Linked DNA regions of Homo sapiens: regions 2 and 3 are each linked to region 1. Evidence: chromatin contacts called from ENCODE Hi-C or POLR2A ChIA-PET data. All regions are on one chromosome and are shown on one strand. Each heading gives the region's core, a stretch centred on a gene start or an enhancer-like site at or near the end of the contact. The rest is flanking DNA. Distances are from core to core; before and after follow the strand shown.

Region 1 (3,934 bases), core at 609-3,108:
TAGTTCGGCCTATGCCCAGGAATGAACAAGGACAGCTTAAGGGTTAGAAACAAGATAGAGTCAGTTAGGTCTGATTTCTTTCACTGTCATAAAATCATCAGTTATAATTTTGCAAAGGCAGTTTACCAGGAGTTTGAGACCAGCCTGGGCAACATAGTAAGACCCCTATCTCTACCAAAAAAAAAAAAAAAAAAATTAGCCAGGTGCAGTGGTGTGCACCTGTAGTCCCACCTACTCAGGAGGCTGAGGCGGGAGGATTGCTTGAGCCCAGGACTTTGAAGCTGCAGTGAGCTGTGATCACGCCACTGCACTCCAGCCTGGGCAACAAAGTGAGACCCTGTGTTAAAACAACAACAACAACAACAACAACTTTGGGAGGCCGAGGTGGGCGGATCACGAGGTCAGGAGATTGAGACCATCCTGGCTAACATGGTGAAAGCCCGTCTCTACTAAAAATACAAAAAAATAAAAAAAATAAAAATAAAAATTAGCCGGGCGCGGTGGCGGGTGCCTGTAGTCCCAGCTACTTGGGAGCCTGAGGCAGGAGAATGGCGTGAACCTGGGAGGGGGAGCTTGCAGTGAGCCGAGATCGCGCCACTGCACTCCAGCCTGGGTGACAGAGTGAGACTCCGTCTCAAAAAAAGAAAAACAAAAAAGCCAGGCGCGCGGTGGCTCACGCCTGCCTGTAATCCCAGCACTTTGGAAGACCGAGGCGGGCGGATCACAAGGTCAGGAGTTCGAGACCAGCCTGACCAACATGGTGAAACCCCGTCTCTACTAAAAATACAAAAATTAGCCGGGCGTGGTGGCTCGCACCTGTAATCCCAGCTACCCAGGAGGCTGAGGCAGGAGAATCGCTTGACCCCGGGAGGTGGAGGTTGCAGTGAGCCGAGATCGCGCCACTGCACTCCAGCCTGGGCGACACAGAGACTCCGTCTCAAAAAAAAAAATAAAAAAAAAATCATAGGAGCATCACAACTCACAGCACCTTCCTGTTGTCTGAAGGCCCCTCCTTTGGGTCCCTCAGGACTGGCTCCAGGGCTTCAGCCTTGGAACTAGTTGTGGACTTTGGGTCCCTTTGGAATATTTATCTTTGGCTTGGAATAATGCAACAACGTACCAGACCCAGCCTTGCCTTCTCTATGCCCCATTCCTCCCCAAATGACTCCAAGACTGTACCCCTAATCCTGAACCCTTTGCTGCACTTGCCCTAGTGAAAATCAAAGGTCTGCAAAGGCCGCGTCATTCCTGAATGATGTTCGGAGTCTGATGTCGTTTCTATGGGGGATTAAAATTAGCGACACTGGAGATGAATTACAGGGTGCAGCCAGTAAGGAGGGAGAGAGAGGGAGGCAGGTGCGATTCCTTCCACCTAAGCATCCTGGCCTGGCAGGCAACCTTTCCAGGGTCTTTCAGGCTGCAAGCGACAAATAGTTGAGGATTGTGGGTTTCTCACGCGTAGGTGGCAGCGGCAAGTTAACCCCAGGAGAGGTGCCAGTCAGCAGATAATTTGCAAACGAACGTATTCTCCTCCTCCTCCGAGGATCTGAGCCTCACGAAATACTCTTTTCTTCCTTTTTCTCCCTCCCGCAGTCGAGTTGCCTTCCGTCCAGCTAGGGTCCCCTCCCCGCCCGGGTCCCCTCCCCCTCCCGGTCCCCTCCCCCGCCCGGGCTCCTCTCTGTCTCCCCCTCCCGGACTGCGTCCTCGCTCCGCCGGGCCCTCCTCGCCGCCAGCTTGTGAATGAGACGCTCAGTTTCTCAATGGAGCCGCGGGGGGCTCGGGCGGCCGCGGGGCGGCCGCAGCGTTGGCCGTGAGTCAGGAGGGGGGCGCGTTTCCCTCGCTCCCTCTCCACTCCCTCCCTTTCGCTGCGGCCGCCCGCGAGGAGCCTGGCTGAGGCAGCCGCGCAGGTCGCAGGGCCAGCGTCCGCGAGGACGGCCCGGCTGGGCGGCCCCGAGCTCTGTGGCGCTGTGGAGGAGCGGGAGCGCGGCCGAGGAAGCGGGGCGCCGAGGGGGTCGGCGGCCTTCGGGAAATTTCCGCCGACCCTTCGCTCCCGGCTCTAAAAGTTCCTGATTTCCTATTTCCTTTTAAATCCCGAGTGGCTGTTAGCTCTTCGCCTGCACTTTTTCTTCCCCAGGAGATAAGGGGGAGTGTGAGGAACGGAGCGAATAATATAAAAAAGGATTTCCTCCCGGAAGAGAGCGGCAGTTCGGAGAGATTTTTCTTAAGGAAGCAGAAGCGGCGTTTGCGGCCGCTGCAGGCGCCGGGCCCTGCCGGCCACACTATGCGCGAGCCGGCCCCGGGCTGCTGAGGCGCGGGGACGCGGAAGCGGAGGCCGAGCGCGCCGGGCTCCCGCGCTCGCGAGCGAGTTTTGTCCGCCCGGCGGCGGTGGCGGGGGGATGGAGCCCGCGACCGCGCCCCGGCCCGACATGGCGCCGGAGCTGACCCCGGAGGAGGAGCAGGTAAGCGGGCCCGAGGCCGCCGCGTTGGGTGTGTCCGGGCCCCCGAGGCCTACGCCGGCCTCTGCCTCCCGAGTGCCGGCTCTTTGCAGCCACGGGGCCGCAGCCCCCCGCTCCCGTGCCCGGCTCGCGGGCCTCCCTCACCGGCGACCGCGCCCCAGGCCGCCACCCCCTCGTCGGGGGACCCACGGGACCCTACTCCCGTTCCCGCCGCTTCTTTCGCCGAGGCTTACCAGCCTCAGACGGTGCCCTCCGCACCCCACCCCCTATTCCAGGGGCAAAGTTCCTTGGATCCAGGGGCCTTCTTCCCGAGATTTGCAGAACCGCTGCTTGCCCCCGGCCCTTCCACTCCCTTGTAAATGTTTTCCGTGAGGGTTTGTGGCTTTTGAAGGGCAGGAAAAGCCCCAGTTTGGGGGGTGCTTCCTGTGGGGATTATCTCCCTTCCCGAGGAGAGGGCTGAGAGTATTGGATGCATAGATGCCCTAGATTTTCAGAGGAGCCTCTTAGGTTTCTCAGGCCCACTTGGGCAGGTTATGGAAGATCCAGCCCTTCTCGTGTTCCTAAAGTCCCTGGCCTTGACCCCCCTATTCAGCTATCCCAGACGGGGCGCATCTCCTCACCCGCGCTTCCCTACCCTCGTCTCATCTGACTGTCTCCATCTTTCTGAAGCTTACATTGAGCTCTATTGTTCCTTAAAAGCCTATGACCTTTAGTTTTCAGAAGGAAGTGGTTTGCTGTCTCATTTTGGGGGCCCTTGTAACTTTCCCTCCCGCACATTCCAGCTGCGGAGACAGGGACCACTCCTGAGGAAGATGGGAAGGTCTGCTAGCTTAGACTGGGAACCCTACGGGCTTTTCGCTGTCTCTTCCTTGGCACTGCCCATACCCCGCCATAGCTATGCTCGATTATAGTCATAGTCTGATTCCATGTTATAAATAAAAAAAATAAAAATAAACATGAAAAAAGAAAAAGGCAAACCATGCTGGCAACCCATTTCAAGCTCTACAGCTCTTGTTTCCAAGGACCACATTTGCTAGCACAGCCTCTAGTGTGAAGACAGTCCAGTTTTACAAACTATTATTGGCTAATGGGCTTGTTGACCTGATTTTTTAAAGTCCTTGTCTTTTCTCCTTATTTGTGGAGATGACATTTTTCTATTTGGCCTCAGGCCACGGTTTTGTCTTTTGACACCTGGTGATGAAATCTGTATGGGAAAAAAATTTAAAAAGAATTCTGCTTTGTACAAGCAGTGGTAATGAATGTCCTGGTAACTGCAGTTGGATGTTAATAAAATGCTAGTCAGACCCTAGTGCAAGCAGGTGGCCAAGGAGCCCATTCTGCCAGAATTGGGAAGTACTTCAGTACTAAGATAGGATGTGTTGGCTGATTTTAAAGGGACAAAATCTCTTTCTTTCATCCTTTTCCTTGGGTCAGTCAGATTTCTGTTTTTAAGACTTAAAGCCATCAGTATTCTATGC
Region 2 (3,934 bases), core at 657-3,156, 800 kb after region 1:
CTGGGTGTCCCCACTCTCACAATGCTCCCATGTCCCCAGTCTGTAGCCTGCTGCCAGTGGAGACAGAGCTTCCACGGTTCCCATGTGACCCCATTTATATCCTGAACTTGGCTGCTCCTGTGCCAGCTGGGCCATAGGTGTGGCGAGTGCTGGGTCAGGACTGACCACCAGGTTGTTTCAACTCAGAGCCGGGGCCAGGACCGGACCTTCCTGCCACACCACACAGATGGCCATACACCACACATTCCCCACATCTCCTGCTAGCTGACCCAGCCACAGCTGGAGCCGGAAGCCCTTTCACTCCCTCCAGCCCTCTGCAGGGAAGCACGTGCTCAACCAACAAGGTCCCTCTGGGGCCGGGCTGGGGGCCTGTGTCCCCAGTGGGTGAAGGTGCCTGCCTGGTTTCCTTCCACCCACAGCCATCCAGCCCTGTATAGCTGGGGATGAAAGGACAGCCAGCCTAACTCCACTAGAGGCCTGGGGTAGCAACTTCTCCCTTTGAGCCTCGGTTCCCGGGTGTACAAAATGGGCGGGGAAGTGAACTGGTAGTTAAGCTCCAAAAAATCTGCTGGCTGGACACACCCCTTCCTGACACCTGGTCTGGGCCACAAAGAGCCTAGGAGAATGGGCTGCCCAGGGTGCCAGAAGGTGGGGGCATGGTGCTAATGCTCCGTTACCTCCCCCCGGGCAGAAGGCCTGCCCAGTTTCCCACCCAAAGATCCCTTGGCTTAGGCCTGGTCTTCTGAGAGGCCAAGGGTGACAGGCTCAGTCCTAGGACCTGGGCTTCTAACTGCTCACCCGAGGTGGCTGGGCCCTGGGCTTGCTTGCAGCCCGCAGGGTCATGGTGGGGTAATGAGGGAGGGGTCAGAACCAAGCAAGCCAGGGCACCTGCGGGGAGGCCCTGTACAGGGAAGGGCAGGGGAGTCCAGCACTCTCTCTAGGGACCTGGCCCATACGGATCCTCTTCCTCCAGACTCCAGCCACCTCCTACTCTGAGCTCCACAGAGGGGGGGACTCGGGATGACCCGAGAAGACGAGTCCGTGGAGCTGCAGGGCAGTACCTCCCTCATGCACTCCCTTCCAATTTGGGTTCTGACAGTGGCTCCTGGGAGAATTCGAACCCGTGCAAGGGAGTAAAGGAGAGAAGGGAGAAGTGGGAGAAGAGGGGAATGGGAGTGGACGCGACAGTGGCAGCAACAGAGACTAGACGCGCGACCTCCACCCTCTTCCCTCCAGGGGACACTCCGGGACGGCCAGGCACTCACCTCTCTTGGGGCACTGCGGTCCGGGCCACCTCGCCGCGGGCGGCATCAGCGGCCTGCGGGACGGTCCATGCGGTCAGGGGGGAGGGGAGGGGCGCAGGGGTCCCCAGGGGGTGCGGTACAAAGAGGTATGGGTGCAAGGAGAGGGGAGGAGGGACCGCCAGGCAGAGGCAGGGGGACGGACGCACGGCCCGGGTCGCGGAGGGAAGAAAGGCGGGGGAAGGGGGCGGGAGGGAGTCGGGGGGAGGAAACAATGTAGCCGGCGCGGCCCCGGCAGAGTTCCGCTTCCGAGCGCCGCCACTGAGGTTCGATTTTGGAACGTCGCGCTGGCTGCCGGGGGCCGCCCCGGACGCTCGATCGGGGCCGCGGGGCTCCTCGCGCTCCACGCCCCGCGGGCTCCGGCGGCCAGAGGCTGGCTGGGGCGGGAGGGACGGCGGGCCGGGTTACGGCCCCGACGGCGGCGCAGCCGGGCGGTCGCCCGGCTCGGACCCCACCCCGGCAGAAGCCCCCGGGCAAGGCGCGGGTGGGGCAGGAGCGGGAGGGCGGCAGCGGGCTCGGCGGCGGCGGCGGCCAACCTCGGCTCGCCCAGGGCTCCGCTGGGAGGAAGCTCGCAGGCCTGGCGAGAGGAAGCGCGGCCCGGATCCTCCGCCCGCGGCAGCGCGCCTGCGCGAGGGGGCCTGCCCGGCGCGCGGCGGGGCGTGGGCCGGCGGGGCGGCGCCCCCTGCCGGGCGCCGGGGGCACTGCGGGGGGTGTGTCCGCGCCCACGCCCTGCCCCCACTTGCCGCCTGGCTGCGTTGAAGGCTCCGAGGGTCTCTCCTCAGCCGGCCTGGGAGCAACCTCCCAGCCTTCTCTGGACGCAGCTTTCCCGCTGCAGAAGCGCTGGGGGCCGGGCCTGGGCCCCTCTCCTCAGGTCTGTTTGTGGAGAGTGGGCCTGATTCGCAGCAGAAAGCCTTCATTCATTCATTCACCAACATTTCCTGGCGCTGACATCGTGGCGGAGCCTGCTCTGGAGTCTATTGGCAAGACCATTTCACTACCGTCAAGGCGTTCTCGGTCGGGTGGGGGTAGGCTGACAGGCCGACAGACAACGGCAAGGAAATAATTGATCAAAGTGGAGAGGTGGTGGACACGGTTCCCAGGAGGCAGAAAGAAAACTAGGGCTAACGGGGAGACCTCACACCTCACAGAGCCGGGACCAGGCAGAGGGAACAGCATGCACAAGGGCGGGGAGTGCGGAGGGAGCTTGGTGGCTTCTGGGATCTAAATATAGCTCAGGCGGCTGCCGCTTGCAGTGTGGGTGGGGGAGAGTGGTGGGAGATGGGTTCCTGCAAACAACAGGGGCAAAAGAGATCCAAAGAGCCTCATGGGACTTTCTTGGAGTTTATGTTCAGCCTGGAGGCAATAAAGAAGTTGTCAGCAGCTCTGTGACCTTGGGCAAGTTACTTAACCTCTCTGTGCTTTAGTTTCCCCATTTGGTAAAATAGGTGATATATAATGGCACCGACTTCTTAAGTTTTTGTGGGGAGGGGAGGAAATGAGTTAATACGTTTAAAGTGCTTAGTATGCAGTAGCTGGCACGTGAGGAGCCCTCCGTTAAGCAAGGGCTGTTACATCACTGTTAACGAAAAGCAGGGAGATGACCTGCTCTGAGCCACAGGAGAGGACAGCGTGCTCAGGCATGACAGGGGTGGGAGAGTGCAGGGTGGCGGGGGAACAGAATGGGGATGCAGTGATGAGGGTGAGACCGGGGAACAGAATGGGGATACAGTGATGAGGGCGAGACCAGAGACTCCAGCGTAGGGAGGAGGTAAAGGTGGGGGACTTTCTAGGGACTAGACCCTGAAGCAAGGGTCAGGCTTGGGTGGACAGAGGGAAGAGGCACTCTTGGGGTTGGGGGGGAGGAAGTGGGGCATGCTGACAAAGTCTTGGAACACAAAATAAGCATGAAGAGGCCCGAGGGAGCGAGAAGAGGGCAAACAGCCCTGTGGGAGACGGAGCTGGGAGACAGTGTGGCTGCAGATTGTTTTAAAGAGCCTCGGATGCCAGGAGGAGTTGCCCCCAAAACCACAGGTCGGCCCTCTGACCCAGGGCACCCTTAGGCCGGTTTCCCAGCTGGAGCCAGCCCTTTGGAGAGGGATGTCCTTTGAGGAGACAGCCAGTAAGTTTCAGAGATAGGTGTGGTGTAACAGAAAAAAGATGAATTTGGGGTTCAAGTCTCCAAGTTAAATTTCAACCCGTCCACTTACTAGCTGTGTGACTTAGGGCTAGTTACCTAAGGTCTCTGAGCTGTTTCCTCTTTTGTAAGATCAGGCTCAAAATATACTTCTCTCATGATAGATAGTGCAGATTCAGCAAGATAACGGCCTGGGGGTGAGGGAGTGGAAAGGGTGCTCAGCAGAGCTGGTTTCCCTTTCTTTCCTCTGAGGTCAAGATGGAATGATAATATGGGGCCGGATGGGGGGCCGCCTCTCAGCCTACAAGAAAGCACTTCAGCAGCTCTGCAAAGCCTTCTGGGAGGGAGAAATTGACATCTCCCCTCCCCTGGCTGAATCAGCTAGCAGAATGGGAAAGAAAAGACTGGGGATTTGGGGAAAATACTCTAATCCCTGTTCCAGTTTTGTCACCAACCTTTCTTTATCCCCAAATGCACTTGACTTTTTCCCCTGGGTGTG
Region 3 (3,934 bases), core at 831-3,330, 580 kb after region 1:
GCTTCCAGTGCCCCTAAATTGGCAGCACTATCAGCTCCTCTAAGTCCTGCTACCTTCTCACATCCCACCCCTTCTGGGAAGCCTTTCCAAAAATCGCTGCTCTGCATCCCGCTGCATACATTTTGAGTCAGTCATTGGGCACTAAGTGTTCACGTCTTCTCCCATAATCTCCTCACTCCCTCCTGGATGGAGTTTCCAGGAGGGACCCAGCACAGAGCACAGTCAATCCATATACTTGCTTAAGACTTGGACACTTTCCCAATGGGTGGGAGGGAGGCAATTAACGCCCTCCCCCAATCAGATTAAGCCCAAAGCTGCTGTCAAACCTGCTGTATCACACTTCCTCCAGGAAACCTTCCGAAACTCCTGGCTGGCAGCAGGGAAGGAAGTGCAGCCTGTAAAGGAAATGCTGTGGGGGGCAAGGGGTGGGGATAGGGACAGGGAGGCAGAGGGATAGGGGAGGAAAGGAAAAGGAAGAGGGAGAAGAAAGGGGGGATGCTCTAAACTAGAACAAGGAGCATCCTCAAGGGAGGTCACTACTTAGTCCTATTATTTCATCTCTAGAGAAAGGTGCTAGAAAGAGATGCCCAGAGAGGGGAGGTGACTTGGGGAACTTGCTTGGAGGTGGCCACTCAGGAAACGGTTAAAGAAACAGCCACAGAGCCCAAGGTCTCTCTCTAGAACTCCCCTCCTGGGACCCCACTAACTCTCCAAGGGGTTTGCTAAACCTAAGACCCTCTTTCAGGGGCCCATTCACCAGAGACAGCCCCCTCTCAGCTCTAGAGACTTTGCCCTAAGGCTCACCAAGCCCAGAACAAACCTAAGTTAGCAAGACCTGTGTAGCCCCAAACAAAATCTCTCTGCCAATCATGCCCCTGCAAGAACCATCTCCCTCTTTCAGAGCCCTGCTCCGTGAGGCAGAACATGTAGGGGACAGGTTGCAAATTTCTCCAGACTCCACCACCCCATGGGCAGTCACATGGCTGAGCTCCCAGGCTCAGCCCCCAACAGCTGTGCTCGTTTTCATCCCTGTGCCTTTGCCCATACATTCTCCTGGAATGCCCTCTCTTGCCTCTCCTCCCACCCAAATCCCATCACCTCTGGAAGTCTCCTATTCGCTAGCTGTCGCCTCCCTTTCTCTCTGTGTCCCTGGGAAAGTCTGCCAGGCCCTCACTGATCTCCCCATCGGGAAGCTGGGACATTACTTGTTTAAGCCGCCTGTGACAGTGAATGCTCAGTCCGAGTCTCTACTTGGTTCCCCCAACCCACAGACCAGGAGCTCCCCGAGGCGGAGGACAAGGATCGGTTCACAAACACCTCACCTCCATCCTCGTGACCTCCGGCCAGCGTTGAAATGAGCCAAATCCGGCGCCCCCAACTCACCACCCAAAGCCCTGATGGAGCCCGCCTGGTGGCCTGGGCCAGCGCGCCCGTCGCCTCGCAACCCTGGGGCGGCTGAGGTCCGCCATCCAAAGGTCGGCCGCCCGAGGGAGGTGAGGGAAGTCAACCCGGGTCCACCTGCAGGCGCTAGTTGGAAGGAAAGGCCCAAAGGAAGCCACGGGCACCCCCTTCCAGTCGCCCCCATCCCCGGCTGCGCACGCCATCTCCAGAAGGCCGGTTTCCAGGGAACGCCAGGTGGGGCTGGCGGGGGGGATGGAGGGCCCAAAGCTCAGGCTCCAGATCCAGGGTCTGACGTCACCCAAAGGCCCAGTTCCCTCTGCGGGAGCCACAGATGGGAATGGGGGGGCTTGGGGGGCTCGGGGGGCCTGGGTGCGCCCTGAGCGCTCTCCCCCAGCCCCAAACAGTAAAGGTCACCTCCACTCCCACCTCTCCAGCAGTTCGGCCTTCTTCCTGCATCCAAAGGTGAAGTGTAGGAGGAACAAAGCTGCAGCCAGCGACCCCCACACCTCTCGCCCCGCGCCCAGCTTCCCTTCAAAGCTCTCCTCCCAGCCTTCATGCCCAGACTCACCTGCCGCGGCCGTTCGGCTGCCGAAAGGCCGCAGCGCTGCGCTGAGCTGCGCTGCACCCGAGCGATGCGGCGCGGAGCCGGCCGCGAGCCGCTCCGGGGCTGGGGGCGGGGAGCGCGCGCGCGCGCGCGCGCGCCCGAGGCCGTCTCTGCGCGCGCCCGCGCCGCCACTGCCTGCAGCAGTCACTCTCGCGAGACTTCCGCTCTGCTCCTAAGGCTGCTCCTCCTGAGCTCGCGAGAAGGACGACCCGGCCGCCCCGGCATCTTCCAGGAGCTGTCCGAGGTGCTAGTTCCCGGGCCCCGGCCGGATCAGGTGGTTGACGGGCACCTCAGGGACAAGAGCCTGGCGTGTAGGTGGAAGGAAGAGACCCAGAGATGGGAGCCTGGCACCAGCAGCCAGAGCCTCAGCTTCCATATCTGTAAACTGGGGAGAATAACCTCCTATACCTATGCCAGGAGCCTCTGGGACGTGCCAGAAAGGAGTGAGAAAGAGCTGAAAGCAGGAGAGTGTGGTGACTGCGGAAGGTCCTTCAGATCTGCAGGCGCAGGGGGAAAGAGAGAACAGAGGACGGAAGATCGGAGATGATATTCAGAGAGGCAAGGACACAGATCCACGGAAAGACGACATAGGAGGACGAGAAAGAAGAGCTGCAAACAGAGACAGAGACACACGGAGAGAGAGACTGAGATGAGAGCTCAAGGCCTGGAGAGAAAAAAGACATGGAAAGATAAGATAGGTAAGGGAGCATAATGAAGCAAGAAAGAGGCAAGAAATAGAGACAAATTACGCAAAGGAGCAGAGAGAGAGAGAGAGAGAGAGGAGAGGCTTAGAAAAAGAAAGAGACTCAGAAAAAGGAATGAAAGAGACAGTGATATGCAGAGATGAATACCAAGAGAGAGTAGAGGCAAGGGTAAATGTTTAAAAACCCAGAGCTTTGGAGGGTTGAGAGAGACCCACTTGGAGAGATGGGCTGGGAGTGAAGACAGGATTTTATTGTGATTGGTGTTTACATAGTAAACCTCCGTGGGATCTCTACAGGCAGGGCCAGGGCCACTGTCTGTCCTGCCAGCCAATTGCTCCTTCCCCTACACCATACACCCACCCTCCACCCCCCACCCACACCATCCTAGGCCTGGAAGGGGGCCTCAGTGGGTGGGAGACACTGCAGGGATTCTTTGCCTAGAATAAGGGCCCATTGTCTGGCTCCATCCTGCCAGGAGTGGGGCCTCACTCCCACAGCTGGCATGAAAAGGGGGTGGCAGTGAAAAAAGGCAGACAAGAACTAGTGTGGCAGAGGGGAAAAGGAGGGAGAGAGCCTCGGTGCCTGGGAAGGGCTGAGCAGGAAGCATCATCCTGCCACCAGGCCAACCAGGAAGGAAGGGTCCTGGGCTTCGGGGCAGGACAACTGGGTTCTGTGTCAGTCCTGTCCCTGGTTGACCCACATGCTGTCTCTCCCTGCTATAATGCAAGCCAAGGCTGATTTACAGAGCTGTGGAGAGCAGCCAATGAGATGACAACTGGGAACCTGTCGAAGTTATCAAGTGTGGCTGCTACAGGGAAAATGTTGGGAGTCCATGTGGGCCTCAGGAAAGATATAGGGGTTCACATAGGCCTTTAGGAGAGAGATCTGAGGTCCACACTGGGATCCACAAGGAAGATGTCTGGAAACCACATGGAATTTATAGGAGATATCTTGTGGTTCATGTAGGTCCTACAAGGGAAATATTGGGGTTCCCGTCTGATGACCACGGACAATTTTTCTCCACTCAGAAGAATCAGAAGGGTCTCCTATTTGATAAACAACTAACGTAGGAAGAGTGAGCAGGTCCAAAGTCAGAAGCCCACCTTTGTCCCAGTAGATTGTACCTTTCCTATTCAGGTAAATGGAAGGGAACAATGATCACTTAAACAAACGTTTACTTAATAGGCATTTGCTGGTTACCTACCATGAGAAGAAGCATACAGCA

The links. Hi-C counts contacts between places; a loop is a spot of excess contacts on that map. ChIA-PET counts read pairs that join two places held with the same protein, here RNA polymerase II (POLR2A). Pooled maps may share reads with other maps.
Region 2: a map with no recorded cell type shows a loop between it and region 1 (19-fold over the local background). The contact joins the promoter of CSK here to the promoter of PTPN9 in region 1. A Hi-C loop is called at or near these places in 2 of 37 single-sample maps with no recorded cell type and 5 of 50 pooled maps.
Region 3: a loop to region 1 is called in a pooled map, with 3 times the contacts of the local background. The contact joins the promoter of SCAMP5 here to the promoter of PTPN9 in region 1. A Hi-C loop is called at or near these places in 1 of 37 single-sample maps with no recorded cell type and 2 of 50 pooled maps. POLR2A ChIA-PET finds 5 or more read pairs at or near these places in 2 of 52 experiments (GM10248 and HEK293).

What each region holds. Positions count from the first base shown.
Region 1 is chr15:75,577,239-75,581,172 of GRCh38, reverse strand. PTPN9 (protein tyrosine phosphatase non-receptor type 9) reads left to right here and starts at 1,858. Exons shown (of 13, transcript NM_002833.4): 1 at 1,858-2,459. The coding sequence starts at 2,397. RefSeq lists silencers at 1,501-1,990, 2,251-2,650 and an enhancer at 1,693-2,291.
Region 2 is chr15:74,780,052-74,783,985 of GRCh38, reverse strand. CSK (C-terminal Src kinase) reads right to left here and starts at 1,906. Exons shown (of 13, transcript NM_004383.3): 1 at 1,266-1,906. RefSeq lists enhancers at 629-1,204, 2,247-2,316, 2,337-2,456 and silencers at 1,437-1,696, 1,807-2,026.
Region 3 is chr15:74,993,709-74,997,642 of GRCh38, reverse strand. SCAMP5 (secretory carrier membrane protein 5) reads right to left here and starts at 2,080. Exons shown (of 7, transcript NM_138967.4): 1 at 1,970-2,080.